Regions from separate parts of the Homo sapiens genome. Here regions 1 and 2 are each linked to region 3. A link is a loop called in an ENCODE intact Hi-C map of the cell type or tissue named here. Cell type or tissue: dorsolateral prefrontal cortex. All regions are shown on one strand.

Evidence for each region. A loop is a pair of places that touch in the nucleus more often than their neighbours do. Peaks named below come from ENCODE experiments on the same cell type or tissue, not always from the same donor. Only the 100,000 strongest peaks of a DNase experiment are listed, where the experiment ranks them.
Region 1: a loop joins it to region 3, with 5 times the contacts of the local background. A loop is called at or near these places in 58 of 110 quality-filtered maps.
Region 2: a loop joins it to region 3, with 4 times the contacts of the local background. A loop is called at or near these places in 50 of 110 quality-filtered maps.

The regions. Positions count from the first base shown.
Region 1 is chr22:39,000,937-39,005,936 of GRCh38, reverse strand. No RefSeq gene overlaps it. Among named protein-coding and RNA genes, the nearest start is that of APOBEC3B-AS1, 5.2 kb to the right of the region's middle. In dorsolateral prefrontal cortex, a CTCF peak has its summit at 2,640 (motif pointing right); a DNase peak (open chromatin) is centred at 2,636.
Region 2 is chr22:39,119,410-39,124,409 of GRCh38, reverse strand. It overlaps the pseudogene COX5BP7. Among named protein-coding and RNA genes, the nearest start is that of APOBEC3H, 25 kb to the right of the region's middle. In dorsolateral prefrontal cortex, CTCF peaks have their summits at 2,005 and 2,205 (motif pointing right); no DNase peak of the experiment used is centred here.
Region 3 is chr22:38,766,157-38,771,156 of GRCh38, reverse strand. No RefSeq gene overlaps it. Among named protein-coding and RNA genes, the nearest start is that of SUN2, 13 kb to the right of the region's middle. In dorsolateral prefrontal cortex, CTCF peaks have their summits at 2,172 (motif pointing left) and 4,830 (motif pointing right); DNase peaks (open chromatin) are centred at 2,156 and 4,846; H3K4me3 peaks cover 155 bases; H3K27ac peaks cover 2,180 bases.

The sequences.
Region 1 (5,000 bases), 230 kb before region 3:
TTTTTGCCCAGTTGTAGCATCAGGGTTGTGATAAACCTCGGTCATGATTTGGGAAGCTTCCCATCATTTTCTTTTCTCTGGAATAGTCTCTGTAATGTGGAATGATCTGTTCATTGACAATTTGGTAGAAATTGCCAGTAAAACCATCAAGGCCTGAGGTTAGGTGAGGATTGGTTACCTTTTCAGTGTCCTCATTGATGATCGACCTAACTGAGTGATTTTTCTCCATTTTGTGTCAGTTTTGGTGATTCTTACTTTTATGGAATATTTATGTAAGTGTGCTAGAAGGCCAAGCACGACTTTTCCATCTGCCCTGGAATTGGTGGCCGGGAGTTAAAACCATGGTCAAAGAGAGATTATGTACCTAACATCCTACAGAAAGCTTCAGATGGGTGAGGGTCAGACAGATACACCACAGAAAGACTCACGACAAGGTCTTGTGAAGAGGCATTCAGCTTTGGCCGGGAGACCCCAGCAACAGGCAACAAGCAACGGCTGGGAATTAAGAGGGCTTGGGAAACTGAGTGTGTAGAAAAACACACAAACTCAAGCCGTGTTTTTCCTCTGCTCTCGCACCAACACAACAACAGTCAACACAGAAGACTTCTGTGACCAAATGTGGGGGATTTCTTCCCACCAACAAACAAGCAATCCATTCTTCAGCAGGCACCAGCCAGGTGTCCTCTCAGTCACATCCAACATTGCCTTGAGATGGTGTCAGATCTCACAGGTTGAGGGCCCAGTCCCCAAAACTGCCCCTGCTTTAGACACCAGTAGAAAGCTCAGACATCTGGAGTGTCTGACCAACAGGCTTCAAGTTGAGGTTCCCATGACCCATTCTTTGGGTTCAGTTAATTTGCTAGAGCACTACTCTGGAGGCTGAGGCAGGAGAATTGCTTGAATCCAGGAGGCGGAGGTTGCAGTGAGCCGAGATCGTGCCACTGCACTTCAGCCTGGGCAACAGAGCGAGACTCCGCCTCAAAAAAAAGAAAAAAAGATCATTGAGTTCTAAGTGTGCCTAATTCACACTATGATTTTGTCTTTAACGCGTGAATGATTTAGGAGCGATAACGTGCTACCCTAGCAAGAACGGGAATCGAGCTCAAATACGGACACCACCGTGTCTAGCAGCACAGCCTACCCTGAACTCATTGGAAATCGATATCCATTTGTCCCTTAAAATATTTTAAGTAATTTTGGAGAGATGTAGGAGAATAATGCTTTTTTCTTTTTTTTTTTTTTTGAGACAGAGTTTCATTGTTGTCACCCAGGCTGGAGTGCAATGGCACGATCTCGGCTCACTGCAACCTCCCACTCCTGGGCTCAAGCGATTCTCCTGTCTCAGCCTCCCGAGTAGCTGGGATTAGAGGCAGCTGCCACCACGCCCGGCTAATCTTTGTATTTTTAGTAGAGACGGAGATTCACCATGTTGGCCAGGCTGGTCTCCAACTCCTGACCTCAAGTGATATGCCCATCTTGGCCTCCCAGAGTGCTGGGATTACAGGTGTGAGCCACCGAACCCAGCAGAGAATAATGCTTTTTAAACATTTTTTTAATTTTTAAATTTTTAATTAATTAAATTTAATTTTTTAATTTTTTAGAGACAGGATCTTATTCTGTTGCCCAGGCTGGAGTGCAGTGATGGCTCACTGCAACCTCAAACTCCCCAGCTCAAGTAATCCTCCCAGCTTTGCCTCTTTTTTTTTTTTTTTGAGATGGAGTCTCGCTCTGTTGCCCAGGCTGGAGTGCAGTGGCACAATCTCAGCTCACTGCAAGCTCCCCTTCCCGGGTTCACGCCATTCTCCTGCCTCAGCCTCCCAAGTAGCTGGGACTACAGGCGCCCACCGCCACGCCCGGCCAAATTTGTATTCTTTTTTTTTTTTTTTAGTAGAGATGGGGTTTCACTGTGTTAGCCAGGATGGTCTCGATCTCCTGACCTTGTGATCCGCCTGCCTCAGCCTCCCAAAGTGCTGGGATTACAGGCGTGAGCCACTGCACCCGGCCCCAACTTTGCCTCTTAAAATGCTTGAATTACAGGCATGAGCCACTGTACCCTGCCACGGTAATGCTTTTTAGGGGTGTATTAGTTGGGGTTCAGCCAATAAACAGAACCACTAAGATGTATATATTTTGTTTACGAATTTTAAAAAATCTGAATCTGACCTTATCCAGTTGCAGGGGCTGGTTAAGCAACCCCCATAAAATGTTGTCTTCACTGCCTGTGATGTTGGAGCTTGAAGTCTGCGGCGGGGTGGTTCAAGGGGCCATCAGAAAGGGATGAGGGATGCTAGGTGTGGGAGAGCAAGAGCCAGCTGGAACCCACAGGTCTGAGCTGTGGAGCGTACGAGGAGAGACAGAACCCATGTCATCGTTCTTGCCTCTGACTTTAATTGTGTCCTACTGGGGACCTTCCTCAAGGAGCTAAAGACACACACTTGGCTCAGGATCAGAGACACTCAGGGACCATCTAGGACTGCTCCTGGCAGCTGCAGGCCCAGGTGCTGCTTCACGCCAAGGAGATGTGAGCATGCCAGAAAAGGGCTGCTGCCTCACTTCCTCCCAGCAGACTTGCCAGGGCGGTCTCTGTGGCTAGCCCTGAAATCTGACCGCTGGGAAGGGAGGGCATCCTGACTTAGTGCACACATTACAGAGCTTCCGCAAGGGGGCAGAAGAGCTGACCCCAAACCCTGAGAATTTGATTAGGATTGCATCAAATCTGTAAACTTTTTTTTTTTTTTTTGAGATGGAGTCTTGCTCTGTCACCCAGGCTGAAGTGCAGTGGCTGGATCTCTGCTCACTGCAACCTCAGGTTTAAGCAATTCTACTGCTTCAGCCTCCTGAGTAGCTAGGATTACAGGTGCACGCTACCACGCCTGGCTAATTTTTTGTATTTTTAGTAGAGACCGGGTTTCACCATGTTGGCCAGGTTGGTCTCAAACTCTTGATCTCAAGTGATCTGTCCACCTCAGCCTCCCAAAGTGCTGAGATTACAGGCATGCACAACCGCACCTGGCCGATTTAACCTCTTAATATTAAGTCTTTCAATCCCAAAACATGGTATATCTCACCATTGATTTAGGTGTTTTTAAAAACTTTCTCTTAGTTCTTAGTAGAGTTTTGTAGTTTTCTGTGTATGGGTCTTATACAACTTTTGCAAGATGATTTTTTTTCTTTTTCTTTTTTTTTTTTTTTTTTGAGATACAGTCTTGCCCTGTCACACAGGCTGGAGTGCAGTGGCTCAATCACAGCTCACTGCAATCTTGACCTCCCCAGGTTCAGGTGATCCTCTTGTCTCAGCCTCCCAAGTAGTTGGGACTGCAGGTGCACGCCTCCACATCCAGATAATTTTTGTATTTTTTGTAGAGACAGGGTTTTACTATGTTGCCCAGGCTGGTCTTCAACTCTTAGGCTTAAGCGATCCACCTACCTCAGCCTCCCAAAGTGCTGGGATTACATATGTGAGCCACTGCACCTTGCCTGCAAGATGATTTTTTTTTTTTTTTTGAGATGGAATCTCACTGTCGCCCAGGCTGGAGTGCAGTGGCGCAATCTCAGCTCACTGCAACCTCCACCTCCCGGGTTCAAGCAACTCTCCTGCCTCAGCCTCCCAAGTAGCTGGGACTACAGGCACACCCCACCACGCCTGGCTAATTTCCATATTTTTAGTAGAGACAGGGTTCCACTATATTGGTCTGGCTGGTCTCAAACTCCTGACCTTAGGTGATCCACCCGCCTCGCCCTCCCAAAGTGCGGGATTACAGGCATCAGCCACTGTGCCCGACCATCAAGATGATTTTTAACACTCTGTTTTCAGGGACAGATTTCTGGTGATAGATAACAAACCAATATTCTAAATGGCTCACTATGGGCCAGGTGCTCTTTATAATATATGTAGCTATAATATGAATATGAACAAACTCGTTTAAGCCTCACAACCCACAATGAAGAAGTTGTATTATCATCTCCATTTCATATGACAGACTGAAGCACAGAGGTGCTAAGTAACTTGCTAAATGCCACAATCCAGTAAGTGGCAGAAGCAGGATGAAACCCAGGCAGCCGGCTGCAGAGTTGCCACTCACACTGCTCCCCTTGTGCTGCTTGGTAACAGTGACAAGCGTTCCTACCAGTATCCAATAGCACATAAAATCAGGACTGATGCTCTGTCAATATCAGACTTGACTCTTTTCTTTTTTTTTTTTTGAGACGGAGCCTCGCCCTGTTGCCCAGGCTGGAGTGCAGTGGCACGATCTCGGCTCACTGCAACCTCCGCCCCCCAGGATCAAGCAATTCTCATGCCTCAGCCACCCGAGTAGCTGGGATTACAGGCGCACGCCACCGCGTCTGGCTAATTTTTGTATTTTTAGTAGAGACGGGGTTTCACCACGTTGGCCAGGCTGCTCTCTGCTCTCTGCTAACTCCTGACCTCAGGTGATCTGCCCACCTCGGCCTCCCAAAGTGCTGGGGTTACAGGCATGAGCCACCATGCCCGGCCAGACTTTACTCTTACGTTCAGATTCATTGAACTCGTTCTATAAAAGCAAGATCTCCCCCCTCAGTTGCTGCAGGGGAGAGGGGACATCTTCATCTTTATCTTATAGTATTTCGTATATACAAAGATGTGCACAATTTTTAGAATGAGGCTATGGAACTTTGTTCATTAGCAGGAAAGCCCAATAGCAGGCTAGTAGAGCTACGTGTTACGGGATGAAAGGGAGTAAGAGTGGATAGAAATTTCCTTAAAAACACTTTGTGGCCGGGCGCGGTGGCTCATGCCTGTAATCCCAGCACTTTGGGAGGCCGAGGCGGGTGGATCACGAGATCAGGAGATCGAGATCATCCTGGCTAACACAGTGAAACCCCGTCTCTACTAAAAATACAAAAAATTAGCCAGGTGTGGTGGCGGGCGCCTGTAGTCTCAGCTACTTGGGAGGCTGAGGCAGGAGAATGGTGTGAACCAAGGAGGCGGAGCTTGCAGTAAGCCGAGATCGTGCCACTAC
Region 2 (5,000 bases), 350 kb before region 3:
GTCCCCCACGCTTCACCGTCCACCTCCCAGCTTCACTGCCCTCCCCCGCCCCCCTCCCCGACCCCCTCCGCACCCCCCCATCCCTGGCCGCTTCACTGTTCAGTCCGGATGCCTCCTGGAAAGAAAAGCCATACAGCACGAAGGAAAGCAGGCGCGGGAAAGTTCCTGTGAAGCTGGAGGGGAGGGGGCAAGAGAGAAAAGCTGCAGAAGGAAAGAGGAAGGAATGCAGGCACTAGGGGAGAGGAGGGGACGGCGGTCGCTGGGGTCAGGGGAAGGCGGACGCCTCTTCCACTGTCCTGAGAGGGAGGAGGCACAGAGGAAGCAGGCCCCAAGGGCCGGGTGCCATGAGAGGGAGAGGGAGAGGAAGAGCAGCACCCCAAGAAGGTGGAGCAGGGGAGGGAGGCCGCCCGGCTGGCCTGGGGTGGGGCAGGTGCAGCCTTCCCGGCTCCCCAAATTGCCCAGCTGTCCTGAAAATAAATCCCATGGGAAAGCGGGGAAGAAGCTGCCCCACCCCCGGACCCCCAGGACCTCCCTGTCCTCCTCTTGACTGCACCTTTGGGCCCTGCCTTTTAGATGGAATCCGATGGCTCTGAGCCCCGCCTGCCCCTGCACCCCCTGCCTCCTTCCTCCTTGTGCTCCTCTGCTGGCCTCCTCCAGTGGCTTCGGTGCTTTCTCACCTCACTGGATCCGTTCTTATTAATTAATTTATTTATTTATTGAGGCAGAATATTACTCTGGTTGCCCCTGCTGGAGTGCAGTGGTACCATTTGCGCTCACTGCGGCCTTGAGCTCCTGGGCTCAGGTGATCCTCCCACGTCAGCCTCCCAAGTAGCTGGGACTACAGGTGCCCACCACCACGCTGGCTAGTTTTTTGTATTTTTGGTAGAGATGGGGATTCACCATGTTGCCCGGGCTGGTCTCAAACTCCTGAGCTCAAGCGATCTGCCCGCTTCAGCCTCCCAAGTGCTGGGATTACAGGTGTGAGCCATCTCGCCTGGCCTCACCGGGTCCATTCTGACTTTGGGAGGGTGTGGTGGGATTTGGGTCCCTGCCCACCACAGACAGGGGGTGGGAATCTTTCAAGGAAGCCATGTGGCTGGGGGGATGCGGGGAGGTCTCCTCTGGAGAAGGAGGGCCAGGTTCCGGTTGATGGCCAGGCCAGGGCAGTCAGGCCAGCGGGAGTGCAGGCCATCGTCCCTGCCTTGCTGGAGGGAGAGCACTTTGCCAGAGAGGAAGAGCCTATGCCTCTCACCTGTCCATTTGGGGGCTCACTTTTCCCCTGTCTGTCTGATCATCCAGCTGACACTGTGCATGTCCGGTTCACCTGGGGTTGTAAGGTGAACAAATGCATGGCCATCCTCAGAAGGCCTGCTTCTGTCTGGTTTTGGCCTCTGGCTTTGAGGCTTCAGTTACTTGCAGGTGATCTTAATTTTAAGTAAAAATGGCCGGGCGCTGTGGCTCACGCCTGTTAGCCCAGCACTTTGGGAGGCCGAGGTGGGCGGATCACGAGGTCAGGAGATCAAGACCAATCCTGGCTAACACGGTGAAACCCTGTCTCTACTAAAAATACAAAAAATTAGCCAGGCGTGGTGGCGGGTGCCTATAGTCCCAGCTACTCAGGAGGCTGAGGCAGGAGAATGGTGTGAACCCGGGAGGCCGAGCTTGCAGTGAGCCGAGATGGCGCCACTGCACTCCAGCCTGGGCGACAGAGTGAGACTCCGTCTCAAAAAAAAAAAAAAAATTTTAAGTAATAAAACAGATTTTTTAATAGTTGCTTTATTCAAGATATTTTTGTGTATGGAGAGGAATACTCATTAACATTGGTACTTTATTGCTCAATTTATTCAAGTAATATAACTCTGAAAATCAATTTTCCTTAAGCATTTAAACATTATTAATTTGATTAATTATAAATCTAGTATTATAAATCTAGACTGATTCTTTTGAACACTCCAGACATCTTAACTAGCAGGCCAGACACACACAAATACAGTATTTCAGATTGATCGAGATGGCGGGATCTGAGCAATCTAATGATTGATTCTTTACAGAGTTGCACAAACCAAGGAGATTTAAACGGAGACCTTTCATCGTCAGGCCGTGTCTCTTTAAATCATGATAACAATGTTTATTTGTGGCATCCGGGACTAAGTTTCTTTTTGTCATAGAGGTGCTACTGGGGTACCTGTCAGAGTGGAGGAAAATGATGTGCAGCCACTAGAGGGCCCCTGAAATTTATTCTTTATATTTATTTATTTATTTTTAACTTTTACAAAATAGAGCTGCGGTCTCTCCATGTTGCTCAGGCTGGTCTCAAACTCCTGGCCTCAAGCGATCCTCCAACCTCTACCTCCCAAAGTGCTGGGATTACAGGCGTGAGCCACTGTGCCCAGCCTAAAATTGATTCTTCTTCTTAGTTATTATTATTTTTGGTGGCAGAGCAGAAAAGCATTTCTAAGTATATAAATACCTCTGACTTGACTTTTTACATCATCCTACCTAAATATGTTGTTGTTTTACTGACCACTAAGAATTTCTCTATATTACACACACGCACACACACACACACACAATCTCTTTCTCTCTCTCACTTAAATGAACAAATGAAAATATATTGTGTATAATTTCTTTTTTTGAATGCAGTTTATTTCATTTTGGCTTTTTTCTTTCTTCCTTTCTTTCTTTCTTTTCTTTTTTTTGAGACGGAGTCTCACTCTGTCACCCAGGCTGGAGTGCAGTGGTGCCATCTTGGCTCACTGCAACCTCCACCACCCGGGTTCAAGCAATTCTCCTGCCTCAGCCTCCTGAGTAGCTGGGATTACAGGCGTGCACCACCACACCCGGCTAATTTTTGTATTTTTAGTAGAGATAGGGTTTCACCATCTTGGCCAGACTGGTCTCAAACTCCTGACCTCCACCCGCCTCAGCCTCCCAAAGTGCTGGGATTATACATGTGAGCCACCTTGCCCGGCCTTCTTTTTGGTTTACTGCTCCCTGCTCCCCACATCCCTTGTTTCTTCTCTCCCACTTCACACGGCTCTTCAGATAACTCATGTAAATGATCTTGGAATACAAGAAATATTCTCCATGATCATAGAATTTCAAAGGAACATAGGTACTTGTGCATGAGCATATGTAGGTTTTTTCATTGTTTTATAAAAACAACATCACGTGATGTATTAGGATTCTCTAGAGGGCCAGAACTAATAGGATCTATCTATCTATCTGTCGATCTATCTATCTATCTAATAAGATCTATCTATCTATCTATCTATCTATCTATCTATCTAAAGGGGAGTTTATTAAGGAGTATTAACTCACACAATCACAAGGTCCCACAATAGTCCATCTGCAAGCTAAAGAGTAAGAAAGCCAGTCCAAGTCCCAAAGCTGAAGAACTTGGAGTCTGATGTTCGAGGGCAGGAAGCATCCAGCATGAGAGAAAGATGTAGGCTAAGAGGCTAAGCCAGTCTGGACTTTTCACGTTATTCTGCCTGCTTTATATTCTGGCCTCACTGGCAGCTGATTAAATGGTGCCCACCCAGATTAAAGGTGGGTCTGCCTTTCCCAGCCCACTGACTCAAATGTTAATCTCCTTTGGCAGCACCCTTACAGACACACCCAGGATCAGTACTTTACATCCTTCAATCCCATCAAGTTGACTCTTAGTATTAACCATCACACATGATTATACACATCATTCTGTCCCTTTTCTCAATAATTTCTTGTAGAAATTTTGGCTGCATACTAGTCAATGGTGTGAATGTACCATAAATTACACATTCATCCACCAGTGGGAATTCACTTTATTTCCAATTTATTTACCCTGCAAACAGCATCGCACTACTGATGACAAGCAGGCAACTGCGTTGGAGAGGGAGGTCATCATGGCTGCAAGGAAGGGACCGGACCCATATAATATACTACCCCTAAAGGCAGCTTCAGGCACCAAAGAAGACCCTAATTTAGTCCTCTCCATCACCAACAAGAGAAGAGTGGGCTGCATCTGCGTAGAGGACAACAGTACCATCACCTGCTTTGGGCTGCACAAAGGCGAGACCCAGTGATGCCCCAGCTATGGAACCCATTACAAGCTGGTGCCCCGCCAGCTGACGTACTGAGCACCTGCACCAAGTTACCCAAAATGTGCTGCAAAGTTTCTTCTTTCCAATAAAGAGTAGCCATTGCATTGGCTCCTTCTCCCATTAAAAAAAAAAGAAGAAAGGGCCGGGCGCGGTGGCTCATGCCTGTAATCCCAGCACTTTGGGAAGGCGAGGTGAGTGGATCACCTGAGGTCAGGAGTTTGAGACCAGCCTGACCAACATGGAGAAACCCCGTCTCTGCTAAAAATACAAAATTAGCCGGGCTTGGTGGCGCATGCCTGTAATCCCAGATACTCAGGAGGCTGAGGCAGGAGAATCGCTTGAACCCAGGAGGCAGAGGTTGTGGTGAGCAGAGATCGCACCATTGCACTTCAACCTGGGCAACAAGAGTGAAATTCCTTCTCAAAAAAAAAAAAAAAGAAAGAAAGAAAGAAAGAAAGAAAAGAAAAAAGGCCAGGCATGGTGGCTTATGCCTGTAATCCCACATCTTTGGGAGGGCGAGGCAGGAGGATTATTTGAGCCCAGGAGTTCTAGACCAGCCTGGCCAACATAGTGAGACCCTAACTATTTAAAAAAAAAAAAAGTCACATGCAGATTTTTTTTTTTTTTTTTTGAGACAGAGTTGCCCAAGCTGGAGTGTAGTGGGATAGTCTTGGCTCATTGCAACCTCTGCCTCCCGGGTTCAAGTGATTCTCCTGCTTCAGCTTCCCGAGTAGCTGGGATTACAGGCACACGCCACCACACCTGGCTAATTTTTGTATTTTTAGTAGAGATGGGGTATCACCATGTTGACCAGGCTGGTCTGAAACTCCTGACCTCAAGCGATCCGCCTGCCTTGGCTTCCTAAAGTGTTAGGATTACAGGTGTGAGCCACCATGCCTGGCCTAGTTGTCTATT
Region 3 (5,000 bases):
GCCAACATGGAGAAACCCCGTCTCTACTAAAAATACAAAATTAGCCAGGTGTGGTGGCGCATGCCTGTCGTCCTAACTACTTGGGAGGATGAGGCAAGAGAATCACTTGAACCCAGGAGGCAGAGGTTGCAGTGAACCAAGATCGCGCCATTGTACTCCAGCCCGGGCAACAAGAGTGAAACTCCATCTCAAAAAAAAAGAAAGAAAAGAAAACAAGGCCATTTGGTGCAGCCAGGGCAAGGGGGCCACGTGGGTGAGGGGCTGTAAGAGATGCCTCTGGAGAGACAGGCAGGGGTCAGACCTGTGTGGGCTTCACTGGCTGAGGCAAGGCACGGAAATGGGTGGCTTGGAAGGAGGCAACAGCACCCACATGGCAGGTGCAGCTCCCTCCCGGAGGGTGGGCTGGGGGCAGGGAGCACGCGCCAGGATGGAGACAGGGTGCTGAACAGGGAAAGGCGACCCACCGGACATCAGAAATGCCACTGTGAAAGGAGGCCCTCAAGGATTCAGGGGGAGGGGCATCTCTGATGGGGCTAGCTGGTCCTTGCCCCAGCACAGGGACCCTGTGGAGCTGAAGAAGGCAGTAGCACGTTGGTGATGGGCTGGCGTCTTCAGAGGTTTGTCCAGGGTGGGCACACATCCTGTAATGAGTATTCTGGAGCCCAGCCCTGTCTTCTCCTCAATAAGGCTCCAGCAGGCCGGACCCCAGGAGAGTGCTGGGTACCCGGGCTGGAGCCAAGCCCCTCCGGCCCCCAGTGCAGTGAGAAGCAAGGGGGCTGCGTGAGGCCTGTACAGCTCAGACGCTCAGGGGCTCCAGGACAGGGTCTCAGCCGGTTTCTCTGTCCCGGGCTCCCTTCTTTTCCCTTCCTCTCCATCCATTTTGTTGAATGCTGTATTTGCCGCTGGACCCTGGAATGGCCAGATACGGCCCATCCCTGCCACCAGCAGCAGCTCTCTTCCCGCAGGGGCCTTGACTGCAGACTCGGCCAACATGACCACTGAGTTCCCAGGGGCCGGAAGTGCCAGGGAGCCCAGAGGAGTGGAGGCCTCGATGCCCAGGGCTGGCCGGGAGGGCTTCTCAGAGGAAGGGACATTTGAGTTGGGGCTGGAAGAGATTTCAGTGGGCCCCAGGGAGATGAGGAGCGGTCAGGGCACTGCAGCCAACGAGCTATGAGTGACGAGTGCATAGCGCTGAAGACGGGGCTGGGCGAGACACATGTGTTATTGGGCCCACAGTGGGGAGCCACGAAGGGCCTCCTGCAGGAGAGGGATGCCACAGGGCCAGGCCTGAGGAACACAGGCCCCTTCTTCCAGGTCTGAGGGCCGGTAACCTGCTCTGCCAGTAAGGGATGGAGCTGGGCCTCAAGCTATGCTATAGGCACGGAGAGCAGCAGCCTCCTAAGTCAGCTCCCACTTACTTCTTGCCTGATGATAACCAGAGGGACCATGCTGGTTAGCGTGGCCTAACCTCCCAGCCAACAGTTTATCCACTTCCCTGGACAAAACCCAATGCTTCAACCTGACCTGCGAGGCCCAGCATGGCCTGGTCCCACCACCTCTCAGCAGGGCCCAGCTCTAATCCTCAAGTCTGGGGACCCAGGATCAGTGAGGTCCAAACCAAGTTGGCAGAGCCACCAAGCCAGGCCCCACCCAGCTCCACTTCCACATCAACAGGGGTGACCAGCATGACCTGCAGGACCTCCAGTGAGGGAGGATACTGTGGCCTCGGGTCAGCCAATTCCCCCCTCAGCCCCCAGCCCACGCTCCCTGTCCCCAGCCCTGTCCTCTCTGACCTCATCTCCACCTTGCAGTCCAGAAGTCTTGGGTACCCAACTGAGGCTGACTGTGACATGCCCCAAACACAGGCAGGCCCTCTTCAAGCCCAGGAGGTGAGGGCCTGGGTCGGGGGACCCTCTGGCTCTGCCATGGGCTTGCTGTGTGTCTCTGGGGCCAGCCGCCCCCTCCCTGGGCCCATCTCTTGTCTATGCCCCAAGGGACCCCTTTACGGTGCACTGTTCAGCAGAACGTTGGGAATCCCTGCACCCCTGCCCCTCTGGATAATACAATCCTCCAATCCTGCCCTGGCCGCATCCTGCTATTTCTCCAAGATGAGCTCCTTCCTCCACCACGCAGTCTCGCTGCAGCCGGCGGCGCAGGGCGACCTCTCATGGCCACATGTGGGCATAACGTGGCTCATCAACGGGGCGCTGGGAGGACACTGGGAGGGCTGGCCAAGCCCTGGGAGGACTTGGGGGAGACACTGGGAGGACTGCAGTTGAGGGGGCCTGCTGGGAGGGTGCTGGGGGGCTCACCTCACCCTTCTCTGAGGCTCAGCCTCTTCACACTCATTGGGCCCAAGTGAGAAAAGGTGTGGTGGCTTCGAGTCAGGCCTGACTTCCTTCTGCTCTTCAGTCACAAATATTTATTAATTAATTATTTATTTATTTATTTATTTATTTATTTATTTATTTTCTTGAGACAAAGTCTTGCTCTGTCACCCAGGCCAGGGTGCAGTGGCGTGATCAGCTCATTGCAACCTCCCCCTCCCAGGTTCAAGCGATTCTCCTGCCTCAGCCTCCCTAGTAGCTGGGATTACAGGCACCTGCCACCATACCCGACTAATTTTTGCATTTTTAATACTAATGGGGTTTCACCATGTTGACCAGGCTGGTCTCAAACTTCTGACCTCAGGTGATCCACCCACCTCAGCCTCCCAAAGTGCTGGGATTACCGGCATTAGCCATCGCATCCAGCCAGTCCAAGGCTTCTTGACTAGGGCAGCTGAGGTGGAGGCTCCCCCACCTTCTCGCCACTGCGCCCAGCCACAAATATTTATTGAGCACCTGCTGCATGCCCTACCTGTGTAGGTCCTAGAGCAGCCACCTCAGAGCAGGCAGGTCCGCACCTCGCTGCACCTGCAGGCCTGCGGGCTTCAGCTCCTCCTCTTCCCACTCCGAGCTCACCCCATGTTGCCGCTCAGTATTGCCGGTCTCACAGGGCCCCTGAGGGCAGAGGGGAAGGTGCTCAGGTCCTGTCCAGGGAGACACCTGGGACCTGGTGGTCCCATTGGCAATCATCACCCACCTCTTCCTCCCACTGCTCTTGCCTCCACACTCCGAGGCCCCTCCTTTCAGAAGGTTATTCCAAGAGCTCCCACCTGGGTGCCCAAATCTCATTGCCCCAGTGCTGCTGTCCATGCTGGGTGCCTCTCTGGGAGCTCGTGGGAGTGACTGGTTCATCCTCTTCCCCCAGGGGATAAGATAATGGAATTGGATGGGGAAGCTCTGGGGAACACTCCAACATTCCCTCCACAGCATCTTCGGATTCTTCACTTAGGTTTGCCTAAAGTGGGGCAGTTCTGAGCTCCCTGCAGGGGAAGGGGGCTCCCTACCCGCTGTAGGATGCACAGGCCCCAGCATCTGCGTTTAGGGAAAATGCAGGCAGGGCCAGCCCCTCTTGGCATCCTTTTTGTGGCTGGGAGTGTCACCTATAGAACAGAGTCCACCCCACCCTGCAAGCCTACAGTCACCCTGAAAAGGGACCCTGGCCTGCTCCGTACCGCCCCCTCCTCCTCAAAAAACAACCCCCTCCCAGGAGCGTCCCTCTAGAACCGCGTACAGCTGTGGGTGCACCTGAGGAGGCAGGGCGGGGAAACAGCGGCCAGGTGCGCTGCCAGGATCATACAGCTAATGTGGCCAAGCAGACAAGTAAGTCCAGAGCAGGCTCAAAGCCTCGTGTTCTTGAGGGATCCAGGCCCATTTCCCCCAACTGTAGAATGGCCTGCCTGTGGGCTGTTTGGGGAAGGAAGCCAGGGGAGGAAGGGAGGTGGGCATGTGCACAGCCCTGAGCCATGTTCTCACTGTGGCCTATCCACAGCCCCTCAAGGCAGACGTCACTACCCCACTTTTAGCAGGTAAAGGAGCGAAAGCCCCGGGAGGTGAAGCTGCGCCCATGGTCTGTCTGGAAGGTGTCCCTGGGGCTGTGGAAGGCGTGCCGCGGTGGCCCCTCCACCCAGGACCAGCAGTGGCCATCCCTGGCCTAGCATGAGTGCCCCTGCCCTCTGCCAGGGTATCCTGACGTCAGTGGGACTCCGGAGCAGAGGGCCAGGGAGGGAATGGGCCATGCAGCTAGCTATGTTTGGGAGTGTTCCAGGCAGGTGGATCACCTGAGGTCGGGAGTTCAAGACCAGCCTGACCAACATGGAGAAACCCCTCCTCTACTAAAAATACAAAATTAGCCAGGCGTGGTGGCACATGCCTGTCATCCCAGCTACTCAGGAGGCTAAGGCAGGAGAATGGCTTGAACCCGGGAGGCAGAGGTTTCGGTGAGCGAAGATCGCGCCATTGCACTCCAGCCTGGGCAACAAGAGCGAAACTCCATCTCAAAAAAAAAAAAAAAAGAAAAAAAAGAGGAGCGACCTGAAGCAGGACTAAAGAGACTATAAGGACATTACGTGATTATGTGAGTCCTGGTGTGACCCCACAAATCCCTCTTCTCTGCACCAGAGGACAGCCCTGCGGGGTCTCACTCACTGGGAACCCCATGCCTGGCACAAGATAATGAAAGCAGTCAATGGCCATGCCCTTCTCTTGGAGAACAGAGGCCCAGAGAGGAATATGGACTGAGCCAACATCCTTCCCTGAGTTCAGGGTGCACATGGGGCCATGTCTGCTGACAGCCCTTCGGCCTTTCCACGAGACCCGAGCCTATGAGACATCAATCCCCCTTCCCTGGGCCCAGCCTGGCCAACCACTGCCCCAAGACTGGGGTGGGCCCGGGTCCACCGGAGCTCCTCAGCCAAGCTATGCCCATGACTCTCCCAGCTGCCCCTAGGGGGAGACAGACTCGCCTGCTGTGCCTGGGTCGGAAGGATTCCCGCTGCTCATCCTCATCCTGGATACAGGTGGCAGGCGCCAAGCCAGGGTGAGTCACAGGGCAGCTGGCCAGGCCAGTTGTCTTTTTTTTGTTGTTGTTGTTTTTTCTGTGGCAGCAGAATCCCT